Linked DNA regions of Homo sapiens: region 2 is linked to region 1. A link is a loop called in an ENCODE intact Hi-C map of the cell type or tissue named here. Cell type or tissue: Calu3. All regions are shown on one strand. Links, peaks and the distances in the headings refer to the core of each region. The heading gives the core; the rest is flanking DNA. Region 1 has its middle 6.8 kb from the start of GARS1. Region 2 overlaps LOC105375220 (a long non-coding RNA gene).

Region 1 (10,428 bases), core at 1,553-9,552:
TGAACTAATAGAAAACTGAAATAGTCCTTTTATGACTTTTTGCCTAAAACATTGCTGACCCTTTGTTTTTCAGAGCCAAGAAAACTTTTCTTTTGAGCTATTTATAGCTTTTAACAATGGAGTAAAGTATATTTCTGTAAACAAAATTTGGAGCATATTTCTCTCTACCTGATTTCTCCAAAATTTAGAAACTAGTTGTGAGTATTCTTAACTTATGGCAATATAGTTATTTGCATACATGCAATAAGAATCTTTCCTCTGAGAAAGATTCTTTCTCAAGAATGTTCCTTTGTAACAGGGCACAATTGGAGACACTGGTTATTTTACCAAGGTTTTGACTGGAATAGGATGCTTTCAGATACAAACAGACTCCTTTAAAGAATGAAAGTTGACTTTAGAGCCAATAAAAACTCCTTGAGAAACCTGGTCTCATACCTTGTCTGCACAGTCCCGGAACAGGGTGACCTGTAGTGAGTAAAGAATGTCACTTTCTGACAGGCCCAGGAGCCCCAAGTTTTCTTGGGACCTTGAAGTGAGGAATTCACTCAACTAACGCAAGGATTTGCAGGCACAGGCCAGGCTTAATGCATTAAAGTTAAATCTGAGATTCTTAGTGGAATAAAGTTCTAGCAAAGCCAATTAAAAAAAAAGAGGAGCCTATATAGCAAATAATTATTCTTCTGACTTTATGCAAATACTCCAGCCAAGTATAATAAGACTACAACTTATTTTGCAAATGAATTTGTCCTATGACTTGTCTTTAGTGAAAATGAGACTGGAGAGAGGAAAATTATATTTCAACATAAACTATAGTACACCTGTTATTAGATTCTAGTCTTGCCTAATGTTTTTCAGTTTTTTTTATTTTCTACAATTTAGATTGAATTCAAAAATTTTTCCTGGCTACAAGTCTCCAAAATAATGTTTTCAATTTTTTTCTTCTTTCGTTTACTTCCCCCCACCCCATTTTTCCTGATTTGAAATCACTTAAAATTAAGCAGTCTTTCTTAAAGCCCTACAGACTGAAGCTAGACAATGTAAACTTCAGAAGAAAATAATAGCAACCTATTTACACACATAAACCACTTTCATACCTGCCTACTGACATGGACTTCAGAGTAATACGGCCTATATTGATTTTCCAGGATTCTTCTTCATTTTGTTTGTTTGTTGTTGTTTTTCTTCCTTCCTCCCCCTATTTTCTCTTCAAAGGACATGAGACTTCATAACCTACTAAAAATGAGCTTTCCAAATAACGTGGTACTTATCCATCTAGGAATAAACTATCCTAGCCATGAGAGATCAGACAAAGCCTGAGACCAGAGACTTGTTTTCTTCTAAAATGCTGTCTCTGAAAGATTTTAAAAAGAAAAACGGGGAGATGTGAGAGGAAAATAAATCTCAGGACTCCAAAATTACTAAGCCAAAGGGAAAAGCCAAGCTGGGAACTGTGGGGCAAACCTGCGTCCCATTGTACTCCTAAACAAGATAGCAACAAAGATAAAAAAGCTACATACCTCCCTCACAATTTGCCCACAAGAAAATTCCCTGTAGACAAAAGACAGACAGAACTCAAAGTCATCCTTTTGCTCATGTGAGATAAATGCATATCTAATTGCTTCCTTTTCCCTATTGTTTCACTAAGCCAGACTAAGGCATAAGTGACTATTCCTGTAAGTTATGTATTCAGTGAAAGGTTAATTAGAAACTCAAAAGAATGCAGTCGTACCTATGACCTGGAAACCCAGGTCATAGGTATGTATCAGTGAAAGGCTAATTAGAAACTCAAAAGAATGCAAATGTACCTGTCACCAGGGAGCCCCCTCCCTGCTTCATGTTGTCCCATCTTTCCAGACGAAACTGATGTACATCTTACATATATTGATTGATGTCTCATATCTCCCTAAAATGTATAAAACCAAGTTGTGCCCCAACCACCTTGGACACATGTTGTCACGTTGTCAAGACCTCCTGAAGCTGTCTTGGATACATGCTTAATCTTAGCAAAATTAACTCTCTAAATTGACTGAGACCTATCTCAGGTATTTTGGGTTCAGATAAAGTTTTAGATATGGACTCACTGTAAAAGCAAGGCTTGTTGTTTCTAAGAACTATACTGCGGAGATGAAAAGAGGGGGACTTTCAGGCTGGAAACTATCACATCCACATTCCTTTGCACATCAGCAGCAGAGTCTTTCTTTATACATGGACACAATCCAGGCTCCTCCCTGAGAACTGCCTTGCAGTCAGCAGGAGATGAAGGGTGTTAGGACACTTAGAACTGAGAAGAGTTGGCCGGGCACGGTGGCTCATGGCTGTAATCACAGCACTTCGGGAAGCCAAGACGGGCAGATCACTGAAGTCAGGATTTCAAGACCAGCCTGGCCAACACCCTGTCTCTATTAAAAAATATAAAAAAATTACCTGTGCATGGTGGTGTGTGCCAGTAATCCCAGCTACTCAGGAGGCAGAGGCAAGAAAATCGCTTGAACCCAGGAGGTGGAGGTTGCAGCGAGCTGAGATTGCGCCACTGTACGCCAGCCTGGCAGCCTGCGTGACAGAGCGGGACTCCGTCTCAAAAAAAAAAAAAAAGAGAAGAGTTTATGATATAATGCAAGAAGGGAGGGGCAGACCTTAAAAACATAAACTTACTACGTTTCAACACCATACATTTGAAAGGGGCCACAGGACTGGCCCAGAAAGTACTCCATATGTATAAAAGGGCTGCAGTTTGTCCGGTGGTATAGAACATTAAGAATCTATTTGTTTGTTGAGACTTCAGCTTTCTCTTACTCCAAACATGCTGTGCTGTTTTGTCATAGAGAGCTGATGTCTTCAGTAGCAGATACCCCAAGTCTCTTGATGCCTCTTCTTTATCCCTATCAATTCTCTCTCTTTACTTCCTTCCCCTTCCAATCTAGAAGCCTATATTAGTCAGCTCAGGCTGCCATAATAAAATACCATAGACTGGGTGGCTTACGCAATAGAAACGTACTTATTCACAGTTCTAGAGACTAGAAATCCAAAATCAGAGTGCCAGCATGGTCAGGTTCTGGCATGGGCCCTCTTCCTAGCTTGCAGATGGCTGCCTTCTCACTGTATCCTCACACGACAGAAAGAGAGAGCAAACTTCCTGATGTCTTATAGGAGCACTAATCCCAGCATGAGGGCTCTATTTTGTAACTTCATCTAAACCTAATTACCCCCCAAAAGGCCCCATCTCCAACTACTGATACATTGGGGGTTAGGGCTTCAACATATATATTTTGGGGGGCACAATTAGCCCAAAATATGGCCCAAGTCTATCATTTTGGTCATTCTCTTGCTGGTGGTCTTACTCTCTTGCCCTTTTGTCCTCCTGGCGCAACCTTTTAGTCAAACCCCAGTCTGGGATTAGGCCAGTAGTCCCTTTCCATGGGGCAGCTCCCAGCTGTTGAGCACTGCCAGGGAAAAGCACAGCAGATTAAGGACCTGTGGCCACTGAAAATTAGGGTCTCCTCAGATTCATGTACTGATATGAAAGAACTATCACTTATACATGGGTCTTTAGTTCAAAAAACAGCAAGATGCATTTCAGTAGGCTTAATACAATGATTTCTGTAGAAATGTAATGTGTTATCTATGTGAAATGGACTTGTATTAGCTTAGAAATAGTACAAGTTGGCTGGGCGCGCTGGCTCACACCTGTAATCCCAGCACTTTGGGAGGCCGAGGCAGGCAGATCACCTGAGGTTGGGAGATCGAGACCAGCCTGATCAACATGGAGAAACCCCGTCTCTACTAAAAATACATGGTATTTTTGTAGGCATGGTGGCAGGTGCCTGTAATTCCAGCTACTAGTGATGCTGAGGCAGGAGAATCACTTGAACCCGGGAGGGGGAGGTTGTGGTGAGCTGAGATTGTGCCATTGCACTCCAGCCTGGGCAACAAGAGCAAAACTCCGTCTCAAAAAAAAAAAAAAAAAAAAAGCCAAAAGTTTGGTCACTCAGTGTCAAGCTGGAACACAGGAGTCCTTTCAAAGGTTCAGAATCCCATCGCTAGGACCCAATCTCCGCCAGAGCAACACAAGACCATTTCTCCCTGAGACCCTGGCACTGTCACAGTCAGTGAACACATCTCCATTTATTCTGGCATCCACAGGCCTTGGTTCTGCAGGCTTTCACCTCAGAGAAAATCTTGTCACTCTGGCCACTTCTGCTTCTCACTCTCCAAGCCCCTGAATGCCTACCCCCGACCCAACCCTACTTTAACAGATTAGAAGATAAAGTTTTCCCTTACCTATGCCCTGGGAATCAAGGAGGGAGGGAAGAGAAACAAACCTCTTCCCTCCTGATGCTTCTGTACCAGCAAAATCAAAAGAGAATTAAATCTTACAACAAATTGCACTGCTTCAGCTATTGACACTGTCCCACAGAATTCGAGGGACCTCACCTCCTCGTTTTTGGACGACAGAGGCTGAAACAAATCTTTGCTAAGGGAGGCTGGAAGTTGGGGCAAAACATTATTAATGGGTCACAGGCCAGAAAGGAGAGTCAATGAGAGAGGATTAATGAGGCCAGATCATCTGGTCCACAGGCTGGGCTGACTCATCCTGCATTCTGAGGCTTGATCTTCAGTGCACCTACCTGTGTTGGCTCCTGCTAGGGCTGCGTGAGCCTAAGGAAATAAGACTAAAAAAATCAAGCCTTGTGTATGAGTCTGTTTTCATGCTGCTAATAAAGACATACCCAGGAGTGGGCAATTTACAAAAGAAAGAGGTTTAATTGGACTTACAGTTCCACGTGGCTGGGGAAGCCTCACAATTATGGCGGAAGGCAAGGAGGAGCAAGTCACATCTTACATGGATGGCAGCAGGCAAAGAGAGCTTGTGCAGGAAAACTCCCCCTTATAATAACCATCATATCTCGTGAGACTTATTCACTATCATGAGAACAACACAGGAAAGACCTGGCCCCATGATTCAATTACCTCCCACTGGGTCCCTTCCACAACATATGGGAATTCAAGATGAGATTTGGGTGAGGACACAGCCAAACCATATCACTTTGGAACTCTCAGCTTCTCAAGGGGTAAATGTTGATTAAATGACTATATGACAGGTACCAGGGCTCTTATATGGCACAGAAGATTCAGGGAGGATACTACCTCACTGCTGTGACACTCACTGTCAAAGCCCCAAGAGGCACCTTGAAGGGACTTCACTTCTCAAGAAAAGGAATTGTATACTCAGTTCAGGGAAGATTCCTGTATTAGTTATCTACTGTTATGTAACAAATTACTCTAAAACTAGCAGCTTAAAAAACAACAAATATTTATTGTCTCAATGTTTTTGAAAGTCAAAAATATGGAAGAAGTTTAGCTGGCAAGTTCTGGATCAGGGTCTTTCATAAGGTTAGATTTGAGATGTCATCTGGGGCTGCAGTCATCTGAAGGCTGGACTGGGGCTGAAAAATCTACCTCCTGCATAGCTCAACCCCATGGCTGTTGGCAGGAGGCCACAGGTCCTCACTGACTATTGGCACTAATCATAAAAAAGTTGGAGTGGCTATATTAATGTTAGGCTAAATATATTATAAGATAAAAAGTATATTTTGAGATGAAGAAGAATATTTCATAATAAAAAAAATGCCATTTGCCAGTAAGATATAACAATTATAAATGTGTACATGCCTCATAACAAATTCAAAATACATAAAGCAAACGTGAAAGAACTAAAGGGAGAAATAGACAAATCCACAGTCGTGGTTAGATACTTTAACTTCTTCTCTTAGTTACTGATAGAACTAGATAAAAAATTAGTAATGATCATGAAAGTTGTCAGAATCTAAGTGGAATTACTTATGTCAAACTCTAACAAAAATAAATAAATAAGGCTGGGAGGCTGAGAAGCAGGGCGGTGTGTGGGGGGGTGTTGCACACATATCTATGATAAGAACACGATTACAAAGACTCTCTGAAGAGCTCTTACCCACCCATGCCTGTAAGAAGAACTTTTGTCAAAGACTTCCCAAACTGCTACATGAATCACAATGATAGCTAGCCAGATGTACAACAACACCTGCCTGACACACTGTCTTCACTAATGAACTGGCTTCAACTCCTGTGATAAGCCCCTGTAACCAATATTCTCTGTTTCAAGGCAAATTATGTGTCCTTCTCCCTGTTGCCTTTAAAAGCTTCCCCTTGCCTCAGCCTCTTCAGTTATGCCTATGGTCCCAAGAGCCCTATATCCTGGATTTGCAAGTCCCCTGCACATCTCAAATAAACTCAATATCTCTGGAGAATCTCCCTCTGTCTGTTATTTGGGTTGAAGTAATACAGAAGATCTGAACAACACTATCAACCACCTTGGTCTAATTGACATGTATAAAACACTACATACGATAACTGGATAATACACAATTTTTAAGTACACATGGAGTGTTCGCCAAGATATACCATATGTTGAGTCATAAACAAGTCAATAAATTTCAAAAGGCTTTCTCAGATCACACAGGAATTAAACTAGAAAGCAACAATTAAAATAATAGGATATGTTAAAAAGCCCTAAATATTTGGAAATTAAATAACACTTTTCTCGACAAGGAGTAAGTCAAAGAAGAAATCATAAAGAAAATTAGAAAGTACTTTGAACTAAATGAAAATGAAAACAATGTATCAAAAATTTGTGGATTTAACTAAAGCAGTAAGTAGAAGGAAATCTATAATTTCAAATGTTTGTCTTAGAAGAAAGGCTTATAAATTTTCATATTGAGAAGCTAAAAAAGAAGAGCAAATTAAACCCAGAGTAAGTAAAAAGGAAAACATTATAAAGATAAAAGTGGAAATCAATGGAATAGAAAATAGACAAAATAATAGAGAACATTAACAAACCCAAAACTTTTATGTTTAACAAAATTGATAAAATTGGTAAGCTTTTAGCAAGACTAATCAAGAAAAGAGAGGGAGAGAAAAAAACTAATTACTGGTATCAGGAATGAAAGAGGAGATTTCATTCCAGATCTTATACATATATTCAAATAATACTACTGGAATATTATGAACAACTTTAAAACAATAAATCTGATAACTTATATGAAATGGCCAGATTCCCTGAAAAACAAAACTTACCAAAAGTGGCAAAAGATGAAATAGAAAGCATGGATGGCTCTGCAACTGCAAAAAAACTTTTCCACAAAGAAAACTCCAGAATTCACTGGTGAATTCTATCAAATGGTTATGGAAGAAATGATAACAATCTTACAAATATTGAAATTTCAGAAAATAGAGAAGAAAGAAACTCTGATTTTATAAAGCCAGGCCAAAACCTGGCAAAGATACAAGAAAAGAAAACAATACACTGATTGCCTGTATGTTCATTTTTCATGAACATACAGGCAAAAATCTTTATCAAGATGTTAGTAAATAAAATCCAGCAGAATATAAGAAAGACAAAACCAAGTTGAATTTGTTAGCATTACACTAAATGGAGAAACATTGAACACTTTTCCCTCTAATATCAGGAACAAGGCAAGATGTTCATTCACTGCTTCTATTCAATATTGTGCAAGATGACCTAGACTACGCAACCACACAAGTAAAAGAAAAAGGCATAAATATTGGAAAGAAAGAAGTAAAACTGATTCTATTTACAAAGTATATGCATATTAATACAGAAAATCCTAAGGAATCGGCCGGGCGCGGTGGCTCACGCCTGTAATCCCAGCACTTTGGGAGGCCGAGGCGGGTGGATCATGAGGTCAGGAGATCGAGACCATCCTGGCTAACAAGGTGAAACCCCGTCTCTACTAAAAATACAAAAAATTAGCCGGGCGCGGTGGCGGGCGCCTGTAGTCCCAGCTACTCGGGAGGCTGAGGCAGGAGAATGGCGTGAACCCGGGAAGCGGAGCTTGCAGTGAGCCGAGATTGCGCCACTGCAGTCCGCAGTCCGGCCTGGGCGACAGAGCGAGACTCCGTCTCAAAAAAAAAAGAAAATCCTAAGGAATCTACAACCCCCGCCCCTACAAAACAAATAATAGCACTAATAAGTGAAAGTCTCAATGTCACTATACAAAATCAATTATATTTCTCTACATTAACAGCAAATCAATGGAAAATAAAATAACATTCACAAGACTCAAAGAATAAAATACTTAGGAATATATTTATCAAAATGCATTCAGTGCTTTAAACTATGAATTCTCCCCAAATTAAACTACAGGTTCACAATTCCAGCAGGTATTTTTACAAAGTTGATAAGTCAATTCTAAAATTTATATAGAAATAGAAAGAACCTGGAATAGAAAAACAATTTTGAAAAAGAAGAAAGGGTAGACAATATACATTATTTGACTTCAGGAATTATCCTCAAGCAATAGTCATCAAGGAAGTGTGATACTAGCATAAAGATTGATAGATAAATGGATCATTAGAACAGAATAGAGACCCCAGATATAGGTCCACCTTATATGGTGAACTTATTTTTGACAAAGGCACTAGAGCTGATCAATGGCAGTAATTTTTTGTAAGCCCTACTTTTTTCCAACAAATGATGCTGTAGCAACTGGATATCTATATGGGAAGAATGAACTTTGACTCTTACCTAAAACTATACACAAAAGTTAATTCAAGATGCATCATAGACCTAAACATAAAACTACTAAAATTTTGGACAAAAATATGGGTGAATATCTGAGAGTAGGCAAAGATTTTTTAGAACCCAGAAAAAAAACAAATTGATAAATTAGACTTCATCAAAATTAAAAATTTCTGCTTATCAAAACCATCATTAACAAACAGGCAAGCCACAGACTGGAAGAAAATATTTATGAAACATGTACCTAGCAAAGGACTGTATCCAGCATATCTAAATCTCCTATAATTCAATATTAAAAAGCAAAGACAAAAAATGTGGATGTTTCACAAAAGAAGAGGTACAAATGACCACTAAGCACATGAAAACACAATCAACTCTATTAATCACCAGGAAAATGCATACAAGTCACAATGAGATACAACTATTAGAATAGCTAAAATCTGGAAGGCCGGCAACATCAAATGTTAACAAGGATGTGGAGCAACTAGAACTCTTATATATTGCTCTTAAGAACATAAAATAATACGACCACATTGGAAAAACTTGTGACAATCTAATAAAATTAAATATGCATCTATTGTTTGACTCAGTAATTCCGCACCTAGATATTTACCCAAGAGAAATGAAAACATATAGCTACAAAAAAAGATGTATGAGAATGTTCACAGCAGCATTATTCATAATGGTCTACAATATGAAACAACCCAAATGTCTATCAACTAGTGAATAAATTAATAAATTATAGTATATTCACACAATGGGATACTTCAGAGCAAAAAAGGGCAAGTTTCTGATATGTGAAACAATATGGATTAATCTCTCACACATTATGGTCAATTAAAGACATCAGACACAGAGTACATATTACATTATTTCATTTATACAACAGTCTAGATCTAAGAGGAAAATAAATGAGAATAGTGATCGCCTGGTTGTGGAGGGTGGGATGACCGGGATGACATGCAAGGGAACTTTGTGGAGTCAGGGGAAAATGTTCTTTATCTTGCTTGGTGTTGGGGTTACAAAAGGATATTGCTTTGTCGAAACCCATTGAACTATACATTTTTGTTCATTTTAATGTATGCAAAATTTATTTCCCTCAAAGAAATGAACTTTAATAAAGCAAGAAAAATATATGATCATACATACACAATACTAGGGCCTCTTGCAGGGCACTTAAAGAGCCCAACAGAGAAAGGGGCTAAACTCACTTGAAGCTTCATTAGCTATGTAGAAAATCTGCCTCTGCCCCCAGCTCACATTCTGGCCCAACACTCACTTAGTTGTGTGACCATGGACAAGCTGTTTGATATCTCAGTCCCTTGAATCCCACATGTGAAAATTCTGAATAACTATAGAACCTATCTCACTAAATTGGTGAATAAATTCCATGAGATAAATTAGAACTAACTGGTACATAGTGAGTGCTCAACAAACATAAACTATTATCATTATTGTGCAGACACAGTTTTCAAAAGAAAACTGTTTGGGAAATTCTTCCAAGGGCCATGAAGAGCCTACTGAAGTGTCCTGAGAAGAGAAGGGACACAGTCAGATTTGCCTTTCAGAAATAATGACTGGGCCGAGTGCAGTGGCTCACACCTGTAATCCCAGCACTTTGGAAGGCTGAGGCGGGCGGATCACGAGGTCAGGAGTTCGAGACCAGCATGACCAACATGGTGAAACCTCGTCTCTACTAAAAATAAAAAAATTAGCTGGGTGTGGTGGCGCACGCCTGTAATCCCAGCTACTCAGGAGGCTGAGGCAGGAGAATCGCCTGAACCCGGGAGGCGGAGGTTGCAGTGAGCCAAGATCACGCCACTGCACTCCAGCCTGGGTGAAAGAGCGAGACT
Region 2 (10,428 bases), core at 1,068-9,067, 130 kb after region 1:
GTAGTTTTGTGTTTGCTGAATCTAATAAGTACAATGTGAACATACATTTTGTAGATCTTTATGGTTTGTTTCATTTTTTTCTGAAGATCTGTTTTTGTTGTATTTCTCAGAAATATTCATCCACCATTGATTGACAGTAATGAAAGAAAATTCTGGCCCTTCACCTTAGGTGAGGTTTGAGAAGCTCTGCCGTCTAGGTCTCTTCTCCAGAGATTCTGAGGCAGTCGGTCAAGGATGCAGGCTGAGCACCTGCTGGGGTCAGGGCTATCCAGGTGATTCCACTGTGCAGCCAGGATTGAGAAATTCTGCCATCCCAGATCAGCAGCAGCGGCATCACCCGGGAACATGCTAGAAATGCAAACTCTAGGGCCTACCTCAGAGTCACTGAATCAGAAGTTCTGGGGGTGGGGGAGCAGCAATCTGTGTTTTAAAAGTCCTCAAGTTTATTCTAATGCAAGCTGGCATTTGAGAACTATTGCCCTGGACTAAGTTCCTGTCTCCCAGCATTGCTGTGGGTCTGGCCTGACAGGCAGAGATGTGCACATACTGATCCAGTGAACATCTAGAACTGAAGCACAAACATGCCCTCCAGCTGCCCAGAACCTTTCTCCTCCCTATACAAGTGTGCCACCCAAGATTCAGCCTGAAGAGCAGGGCGGAAATCTCTTCATATCCCTGAAGACGATCTCTTTCTTCTTTCTTCTCTCTGATGAGAAATCCAGCATTACCTATTTTTTACTTATTCATAACTCACTCATTCATTTACTGAATCATTTGTTGAACCAAATATTTTTGAGTTCTCTCTGCATGCAGGTGTGATGTGGGTCTGGGATACAGAGTTGAAGGAAAGATGTAGGTAGAAAGGATAGGTGCAGGGAGTAAGGGGATTTACCTGACACCTGACTAGTCCTGGTTCTGGCCCTGCTTCCTATGAGTAAGTCACGGCCGTGTTCTTATCTATAAAATGGGTGAAGTTTGGACTAGATGAATCCTTAGGGTCCTTCCATCTGTAGTGACCTGGGCCTCCAAAGGAGGGCTAGTGGCTGAGGCACAGCACTAGGCCCATAGCAAGTAGGCACATAGCAAGTTCTCAATCATCATTGGAGGAGTCAATGGATGGATGGGTGCCAAAATGGTTGGATGTTATGAGGACGAGCATAAAGTCTTTCTGGGGGCAGAATAAGTCATGTGTGTGTGTGTGTGTGTTTGTGTGTGTGTTTGTGCGCTCCTGAGCCGTGAGCAATGGTGACCCATCAAGTCCTGCATCCCTGCTGTCCTGGTCCTGGCTACCTAGCTTCACAGGCAGAGCAACCCAAGCAATCAGAGCATGGGGGCGGCTAGGGGCAGGGCAAACTCTCCAAGGTTGCCCAATCCCATTTCCTGTCTGAGCCAGAGGCTCCCTATGCAGCTCCCCAGCAGCAAAGCACCCTGCTTAGGCTTGTACAGGTCCTCCTCATCAGCTACTCAGCTCCCACCAGCATTTTGTTGGGGGGATGGTTCTCCTCCAGGCTGCCTTCCCTAACTGCGCCAGCCCTCGGTAATCTCCCAGCCCTGTGCTCCTATAGCCCCCGAAGTCTTGCTCTCCAGCCCTTGCTCTCTCCCCAGCCTGGACTCTTCTCAGCTGCCCCCACTATCTTGGAAGCTCCATGGACACTCATAAATACTTACTTCAAGAATTATTTTTAATAACATAAGAAATACATAAATACATTATCATTATTAAAAAATAGAAATAAGACAAATGTCCCCCTTGGCCCTCCCAATACCATCTGCCTCCCCTGAGAAGACTTCTTATCAGTTTCCTGAGTTTCTTTCCACACTTAAAATTTTGCATTTACATTTGAATTTTTGTATTTCCATTTTTTGTGAGGGTGTTTACACAAATATACTTTATGGATGCTCTTTTCACTCCGCAATGTGTCTTAGAGAACTTTCCAAGCCAGTAGTTTTGTGCTGTATATCACATGTGTGTCATCTATATGTTACCTATGTTATGGCATAAATATGGCATAAAATACCATTTATGTTAACAGCTGCCTTTTGTACCAGAGCAAGGATACATGCCCTTATTAGTGGAGGTGTGGTACATTTTCAGTTTCACAGTGATGAACTCTGCTGCAGAGAACATTTTTCATGTGCCCCCTTGTGTAACATATGTAAATATTTCTCCAAGTTGTAAACTCAGAAGTGGAATTGCTGAATTGGAGGCTATGCACACTTTGTATTTCAATAATGCTGCTAAACCACCCTTCAAATTGCTTGCCTCCCAGCACCTGAGGCCCCCAATATGTCCCACCCCAGTCTATAACAACCCTCAATCTTCATTTTGCCAATCTGATAAGCAGGAAGGTGAATCTCATTCTTGCTTTAATTGGCATGTCTCTGCTTACTCATGAGGTAGAGCATATTTTCATATTGGCCGTTGGTAGAGGAACTGCTTGTGGAATAAATTAGGTGCTTAGTAAAGACACTGGTAAGGGAGGAGAAGAGTGGTGTGGCTCTGGGCAGGTTGTCTGTGAGGTTCCAGATCACTGACCTAGTCCAGGAGGGATGTTCATGGGAGCAGGCTGGGGTGCAGGTGAGGAAGACATTTCTGACACATAGAATGACAGAGTGGCACAGCCAGAGACCAGGCTGGGGCCCTCACCTCACCTCCTAACTGGATGTCCCTCACTATCAGAACTGTCACTGTCTGAACTCAGGAGCCCAATAGATGTGCATAGTGAGGATTATAGTGTTTTTGACTACAACTTGCTTCAATTATTTATTGCCGCATAACAAACTACCCCAAGATGTAGTGGTAAAAAAAAAATAAGATATTTGCTCATGTTTCTGCAATTTGAGGAGGGCTCAATGGGGGCAGCTCAGCTGTCAACGTGTTACCGAATGTCAGGGGTTCAGCCTAGGTTGCTTGCTGCGCAGAAAGCCAATCACTGAGACACCAAGTATTGCCAGGAAAGAAAGGCTTTATTATGGGTGACATCCACCAGAAGATGGGAGACAAGTCTCAAATCTGACTTTCTCGCTGACCAAAGTTAGGAGTTTGTAGAGCAGGGAAGGAAGAGGAGCTAGTGAACAGGCAACAGATGGTCAGACGAGAGGTCTGGCCTCTCATTGTCTGGATAAGGTGATCTGGAATGTATCAGTTTCTTGATCCTGTCTGGGAGGCCTGATGGTCGATTTCCTGAGAAAGGAACTCATAAGACAAATGTAAGTTTCTCAAGCTTCAGTTCTATGGGAAAATTGGGCCAGTTTCAAATGGACAGTTCCATGAGTTGTCTGCTGGGGTTGGAACATTCAAGAAGGGTTCTTCATTTACTGTCTGGAAACTGGGCTGGGATGGCTGGACTAGCCAGGGACAACTCTCTCTATGTGGTCTCTCCAAGTGGGTTAGCTCAGGCTTCCTCACAGCATAGTGGTTTCAGGGAAGTGACACTTTTTACATGGCAGCTGGCTCCTCCAAGAGTGCAAAAGTGGAAGCTGCCAGGTCTTCTTGATACCTGGACCAGGAATGCCCAGAATGTCATTGATGCTTCATTCATTGCAAACCAGCAACAGGACGGGTGGAGGGGAAATAGTTTCCACCTCTTTAGCAGAGGAGTAGCAAGGGCCCTTTGTAAAAGAGCACGTGGGCCCTACCCCACATGGAAACACACTTGAAATCTTTTCTAAGCAAATTGAGAAAAAAAGGAGAATGCATTATAAGGACATGGGGTGTCTCAGGTAACCCCGGGCTGGAAATGCAGCCGTGGATTGGGAAGAGCCATCAGTAACCCAGGCTGCACCTCCCTCGCCTCCCTGAGGGCACCCTGGTCTCCCTCAGGCGTCCTCCTCCTCTCCCTGTGAACCAGCTTTCTGTGCTTTTTCATGTCCATGGACTCCATAGGTTTCCCCAGAACAGCACCCTGAGCCCCCCAGTTTTCAAGTTTCTGAATGTTTTTCTGAATCCCACTTCCAAACCCCAGATTGACCCAGCCTGGTCCAGTTGTTCTAGATGAGGAAAGTGAGGCTGAGAGACTTCAAAGGTATTGCCCAGCACAGCTAAGCGGCAAAGCTAGGTTCTGAATGTGGGTCCTCCATCTCACCCCAGAGTGAAGGCTCAGTGCAGGCTGAGCACTCACAGGGCCCTGCCCTTCTTCTTCCTGCAGCCCTTGTCAAGCTCAGATCTGTGGGGGCTGAGCAGAGCTGGGTCTGCCAGGCCAGGCCTCTGCCTTCTTGGCAGCCTCCTTTGTGCCCTGCTTGGAGGGGGCAGCATCCTGCCATGTGGAAGAGGTGGGTCCATTTTGAGTGTAACTCTTCTAGAGGAAGGGCTTCACTCACCCCAACTGAGTGCCTTCACTCTAGCTCCAGTGTGGGCTGGAGGTTCTGAGGCTCAGTGCAGAAAGGGGCAGGCAGGAAAGCTCACTTCTGCATCTGCTCAGTGTAGGCCATCCTTCTTGCTGCCACGCTGATGGAAAGGCTAGCTGCACCTCTCTGGGTCTGCCTGCCTGGCTGGGATGAGATTTTCCAGGGCTGCCTCTGACCTGGCACTCTCCCCTACAGTCTGTGCAAAAACCTAGCTCATGGCACTACAGTCACCTGTACCACTTTCTAAGCTTTCTCCCTGAAACAAGGGTTGGCCTGTTTTAAGGGACCCCTGTGCTGCACATCATCTGACGCTTCCTCTTTGCAGGGCCTTGGCGGATGTCAGCCATAGCCTGGAATGTCCCCCACCCCCAGCTCTACCTAAGGACACCCTCTAAGACTCAAGGAAAAGGCCACCTCCTTCATGATGCCTCTCTAGGTTTCTGAGAACTGTTTCCACTTCCATTTGGATGTCTGCCTCCTTTCAACTTTGATTAGGGATTTTGGACATAGGCAGCAAGGCCTGGAATATCCTCACAATATATCATTTATTCATTCAACAACTATTTATTGAATGCCTACTCTGCGCAGGCACTGCTGTAGCACTGGGAAACAGAAGAGCTATAACTCACTGCCCTCATAGATCTGAGATTCTGCTATGGGAAGTTGACAATAAACAAGATGACTAAGTTAAGTGCATGGTGAGTCACATCTTGGTAGGTGCCATGGGGATAAAGTTAAGGCAGGAAGGGAGATTAGAGTGCCAGGGATAGGGCAGAATGGGCAATTTAAAAGGGGCGGGGGAAGACCTCACTGAGAAGGGGATATCAGAACAAAGACTTGAAGGAGGTGAGGGAGTGGGTCATGAGGCCCTCTGGAGGATGAGCCTGGTAGGGAGCGGCTGCCAAGAGCCTGAGCAGGAGCATGCCTGGCATGTTTGAAGCACAGTGTGGCAAGAGCAGAGAGGAAAAGAGGGAGGGAGATGGAAGGCAGGGCCAGACAAGACATGAAGCAAGGTCATGCAGGGCCCTGTGGGCCATTGTAAGGCCATTGACTCTAACACTGAAGGAAATTGGGTTACTGGGCAGTATCTCTGTTATCTTATTATTAATAATAAAGAAAAGGACACGGTAAGCAACCATGAAATTAATAGTAATTTATAATAATAATTAATATTATTTTTAGTTTTCTCTATCCACCAAGCACTGTGTTAAGCACTTAATATAAATAATCTAATTCTCACAACCACGCTATGTGTTGGTACTCTCATTATTTCTGCTTTGCAAATGGAGAAATTGAGACTCAGGGAGATATAGCAACTTTCCCAAGGTAGAACAGCTAGGAAATCTTGGAATAGGAATTTGAATTCAGGCAGCCTGACTCCTGAAGCCACACCCTGGATCATCTCTTATGCTGCCTTGAATTAATGAATAGGGATTAATTGAATCCTTCCTAGCTGTCATACTGGGATGTTTAGTCCCAAGATGAGACAATGTGGTGCATGCCATGACTGTATCAGAATCCTGTAGATGAGTGCCCATCTATTCATCCATCTGTAGGGAAAAGAAAGAGAGATCAGATTGTTACTGTGTCTATGTAGAAAGGGAAGACATAAGAAACTCCATTTTGACTTGTACCCTGAACAATTGCTTTGCCCTGAGATGCTGTTAATCTGTAACTTTGCCCCAACCTCTTTGCCAATTTTTTCCCAATCTTTTAGATCTGAAGTTCCCTGTTCTGGAAACCATGGGCAGAATTGTTCTATTGTTTGAAATAGCATAATTAGATTTTCTGTAGAAGTTTTAACTCCCCCTCTTCCTGAGAGAATTTTAATGAAGCTGAGATAAGAGGCATATTTACTTTCAGTTTGCCCCATTGTTACCCTGGGTACCTCCAAGCACACAAGCTTACCACAAGGCTGACCATAGACATACTCGGGAATCTCTCCTTGGCTGTCCTCAATGCTCACGTTCTTAGCGTACCTTCACCCTAGAGAAAGGCACCCATGTTGGGCGGCAGATGAAGGGGTGGCCTGCCCCTCCACACCTGTGGGTATATCTCGTCAGGTGGGATGAGAGACTGAGAAAAGAAATGAGACACAGAGACAAAGTATAGAGAAACAACAGCGGGTCCAGGAGACTGGCACTCAGCATACCAAGGACCTGCACGAGTCTCTGAGTTCCCTCAGTTTTTATTGATTATTATTTTCACTATCTCAGCAAGAGGAATGCAGTAGGAAAGCAGGGCGATAATAGGGAGAAGGTCAGCAAGAAAACATGTGAGCAAAAGAATCTGTGTCATAATTAAGTTCAAGGGGAGGTACTATGCCTGGATGTGCACGTAGGCCAGATTTATGTTTCTCTCCACCCAAACATCTCAGTGGAGTAAAGAATAACAAAGCAGCATTGCTGCCAACATGTCTCACCTCCCTCCATAGGGTGGTTTTTCTCCTATCTCAGAATTGAACAAATGTATAATGGGGTTTTATACCAAGACATTCAGTTCCCAGGGGCAGGCAGGAGACAGTGGCCTTCCTCTATCTCAACTGCAAGAGGCTTTCCTCTTTTACTAATCCACCTCAGCACAGACCCTTTACAGGTGTCGGGCTGGGGGACGGTCAGGTCTTTCTCATCCCACGAGGCCATATTTCAGACTATCACATGGGGAGAAACCTTGGACAATACCCGGCTTTCCAGGGCAGAGTTCCCTGTGGCTTTCTGCAGTGCACTGTGCCCCTGATTTATCAAGACTTGAGAATGGCGATGACTTTTATGAAGCATACTCTTTGTAAACATTTTGTTAACAAGTCACATCCTGCACAGCTGTAGATCCCTTAAACCTTGATTCCACGCAACATATGTTTTTGTGAGCTCAAGGTTGGGGCAAAGAGGTTGGGGCAAAGTTACAGATTAACAGCATCTCAGGGCAAAGCAATTGTTCAAGGTACAGGTCAAAATGGAGCTTCTTATGTCTTCCCTTTCTTCATAGACACGGTAACAGTCTGATCTCTCTTTCTCTTCCCTACACCATCCATCCATCATCCATCCATCCATCCATCCATCCGTTCATCCATCATCCATCCATCCATCATTCATGCATCCATTCATCCATCCATCCATCCATCCATCCATCCATCCATCCATCATTCATCCATCCATCCATTCATCCATCCATCCATCCATCCATCCATCCATCCATCCATTTACTCTTCCTTTCCTCCATTTCTCCCTCCCTCCCTCCCTCTCTGTATCTATTCATGCATCAACTCACCCAACTATTTAGCATTCATTGAGGTTTCCTATGTACTCAGACCATGCTGGACCAGGGGTCCTCATCTGTTCCCTGTTGTTATTTTCTTATCCTGTAAAGGAGGGAAGAAGAAACTGAAGAGGAACTTCAGATTCCACCCCAGCTCTATCCTACCTAGCCCTGTGACCTCTCTGGGCCTCAGCCTCTCTGTCTTCAGGAGGGCTTCGTCTTGTAGTTTTCAGTCCACTCTGATGTTTCCTGGCTATGGGGACTGCTTATTCGCGGCAGGGGAGCCCTGCCTGCGTGCTGTTCCTGCTACCTGGATGTGGGGTCTCAGGAGAACCCTGGCTGCATACGTGCCTCAGCCTCCTTCTGGAGACCAGGTGGGAGGTCTGCCCTTAGTGTGGGACACCATGAGCTTGCCCTTCCTTTTGTGTGAGCTCAGTGCTGTAGGAACCAGGCCTGGTGTGGTAAGAAATTTCATTTCCACCCTCTACCTCCATCCCTGCCTGGATAGCTCAGCCCTGCCCAGAGCCTGTGTGGCTATGGAGCTGCTCACCTAGGCAGAGGTGAGACCTGGGAGGGAGTAGGGATGGCCTCCAGCCAAAGTTGAGGCCTGCTTACTGGGGACAGGATGATAGAGCCCAGCTCACTGCCCTGCCCTGCCTTTAAAGTCCTGCTCACATTTTACCTCCTTGGAGAAGTCTGATATGAGACAGTTGGAAGGGTAAGGAAGGATTATGCATGCATGCACACACACGGGCATGTATGCGTGTGTGCACACATACAGAGATATACAGACAGATGGGACACACACAAGCAAACACACCCACACTTCCTCGGGCAGGGCATACCTGCTCGCTCAGCCAGTGTCTCTGAATCAGGCCATGTTGTTTGTCTTTCCTTGCCCATCCCTTCTGCTTGTCCTTCTTCTCTGGGCTGGTCTGGGTTCTGTCATCTCTCCTCTGCTCGAAAACAATCTCTTAGGCCTCTGGGCATCCATTGTGATAGGCAGAAGAATGGTTCCTGAAGAGGTCCACATCCTAATCCCAGAACCTGTGAACATTAGGTCACATGGCAAAGGGAAATTAAGGTTCACATGCAATTAAGATTTCAGTCTTAGTCTGTGTGTACTGCTGTAACAAAATACCTGAGACTGGATAACTTGTAAAGGACAGACATTTATTTCGTACAGTTCTGGAGGTTGGAAGTCTAAGATCAAGGCACAGGCTGGTTCACTGTCTCTGCCAGAAGCCCAGTCTCTGCTTCTAAGATGGTGCCTTGTTGCTGTGTCCTCTGGAGGAGACATACCCTGAGTGCTCCCATGGCAGAGAAGCAAAGGGCTTAAGCTAGTTTCCTCCAGCCCTTTTACAAGGCACGAATCTATGACTGAATCACTGTCCAAAAGGCCCCATCTCCCTCTCCCAATATCACCACCATGGGGATTAAGCTTTAACACATGAATTTTTGGAGAAGACACATTTAAACCACAGCAGTTACTAATCAGCTGACTTGAGATGGGGTGATTATCCTGGATTATCCAGATGGACCCATTGTAATCACAAGAATACTTACAAGTAGAAGAGGGGGCAGGAGAATGAGAAGCAGAGAGACGGCAGTGTGGGAAAGACTTGGGGCAGTGTTGCTGGCTTTGATGCAGGAAGGGGCCATGAGGCAAGGAATGCAAGCAGATTCTACAGGCTGGAAAAGCCAAGGAAGCAGTTTGTCCCCTAGAACCTCCAGAAGGATTGCAGCCCTGCTGACACCTTGATTTTAGCTCCATCAAACCCATTTTGGACATCTGATTGTTAGAGTGGTGAGAGAATACATTTGTGGGTTTAAGCCATTAAGTTCATGGTGATTTGTTACAACAGCAATCAGAAATGAATACATTCATCCATTTAGCTGGTCTTTCTCTCACTTGACACTCTGACTTGTGTTACAGTTTCCTGTGACTGGCTGCAGAGACATTATTGTCCTGTTAGTTGACGACTTGCAAAACCATACACAATGGCTCTGACTGACTGTGGGACCCTGGAAATGCCCCCTTTGCTCTCTTGTCCTCATCCCTCCATCTCTGCAGTTGGGGCTGGGTTAAGGGCCCTTCAGCTTCAACATCCTGGGTCTTGGGGTTTTCTATAAACTAGGCATGAGTTCCACTAGTATGTTGGAGGAACGGAACCGGGAGCCACCAGAGTGACAGGTCAGCCTGGGGTCTGCCTCTCCAGTCTCAAGTGTAGGACCACCCTGTCTCAAAACAGCCTCATTCTTGGGGAAACACCACTCCAGGGTCAGAGGCCACCAGGGCTGTTTCTCTCCTGCCTCAAACAAACTTTCTTGAGGCTGGAAGACTGTCTGCTGGATGTGAGCCTGGATGGTGCTATCATCTGAAAAGTGGGAAAACTTGAGGGCTTAATACCATCATCAGAAATCCACCAGAAGACTGGAAAATGCTCTGGACAGTTTTCCCTTCTGTTGCCATCTACCTCCCTGCAGCAGAGGCTGAAGTAGCCACCTACATCTCCCTGGGCCCTTCCCTTGTTGTGCTGTAAACATTTGCAACTCTTTGCCTAAAGACTTATCCTGACAGCCAGAGTCTCCACCCCACAAGCATGTCAGGCCAAGGGCTGGAGATTTAAAGGTTTCTGGAGCAGCCTTCAATCTATGACTGGCAGGCAATGATGTATAACTACCTCCACTCCCTCGCCCCTCAGGTGAGATAACTGGAAGGCACGTGTCCTACACTGGCCCTCAGCATTCCCTGGCAGGAGGAAGCTCTACTTACTCAGAGGGACAACACTATTTATTGTGGGGATATCCAAAATATAACCTTGG

Evidence for each region. Hi-C counts contacts between places; a loop is a spot of excess contacts. Peaks named below come from ENCODE experiments on the same cell type or tissue, not always from the same donor. Only the 100,000 strongest peaks of a DNase experiment are listed, where the experiment ranks them.
Region 2: a loop joins it to region 1, with 11 times the contacts of the local background. A loop is called at or near these places in 8 of 110 quality-filtered maps.

The regions. Positions count from the first base shown.
Region 1 is chr7:30,582,906-30,593,333 of GRCh38, forward strand. No RefSeq gene overlaps it. Among named protein-coding and RNA genes, the nearest start is that of GARS1, 6.8 kb to the right of the region's middle. In Calu3, for the core only: no CTCF peak of the experiment used is centred there; no DNase peak of the experiment used is centred there.
Region 2 is chr7:30,712,220-30,722,647 of GRCh38, forward strand. The region is part of intron 1 of LOC105375220 (a long non-coding RNA gene); the gene reads left to right. It overlaps LOC105375219 (a long non-coding RNA gene), which reads right to left. Exons shown (of 4, transcript XR_927156.3): 2 at 8,448-8,649; 3 at 7,615-7,705; 4 at 2,949-5,897. Among named protein-coding and RNA genes, the nearest start is that of INMT, 35 kb to the right of the region's middle. In Calu3, for the core only: no CTCF peak of the experiment used is centred there; no DNase peak of the experiment used is centred there.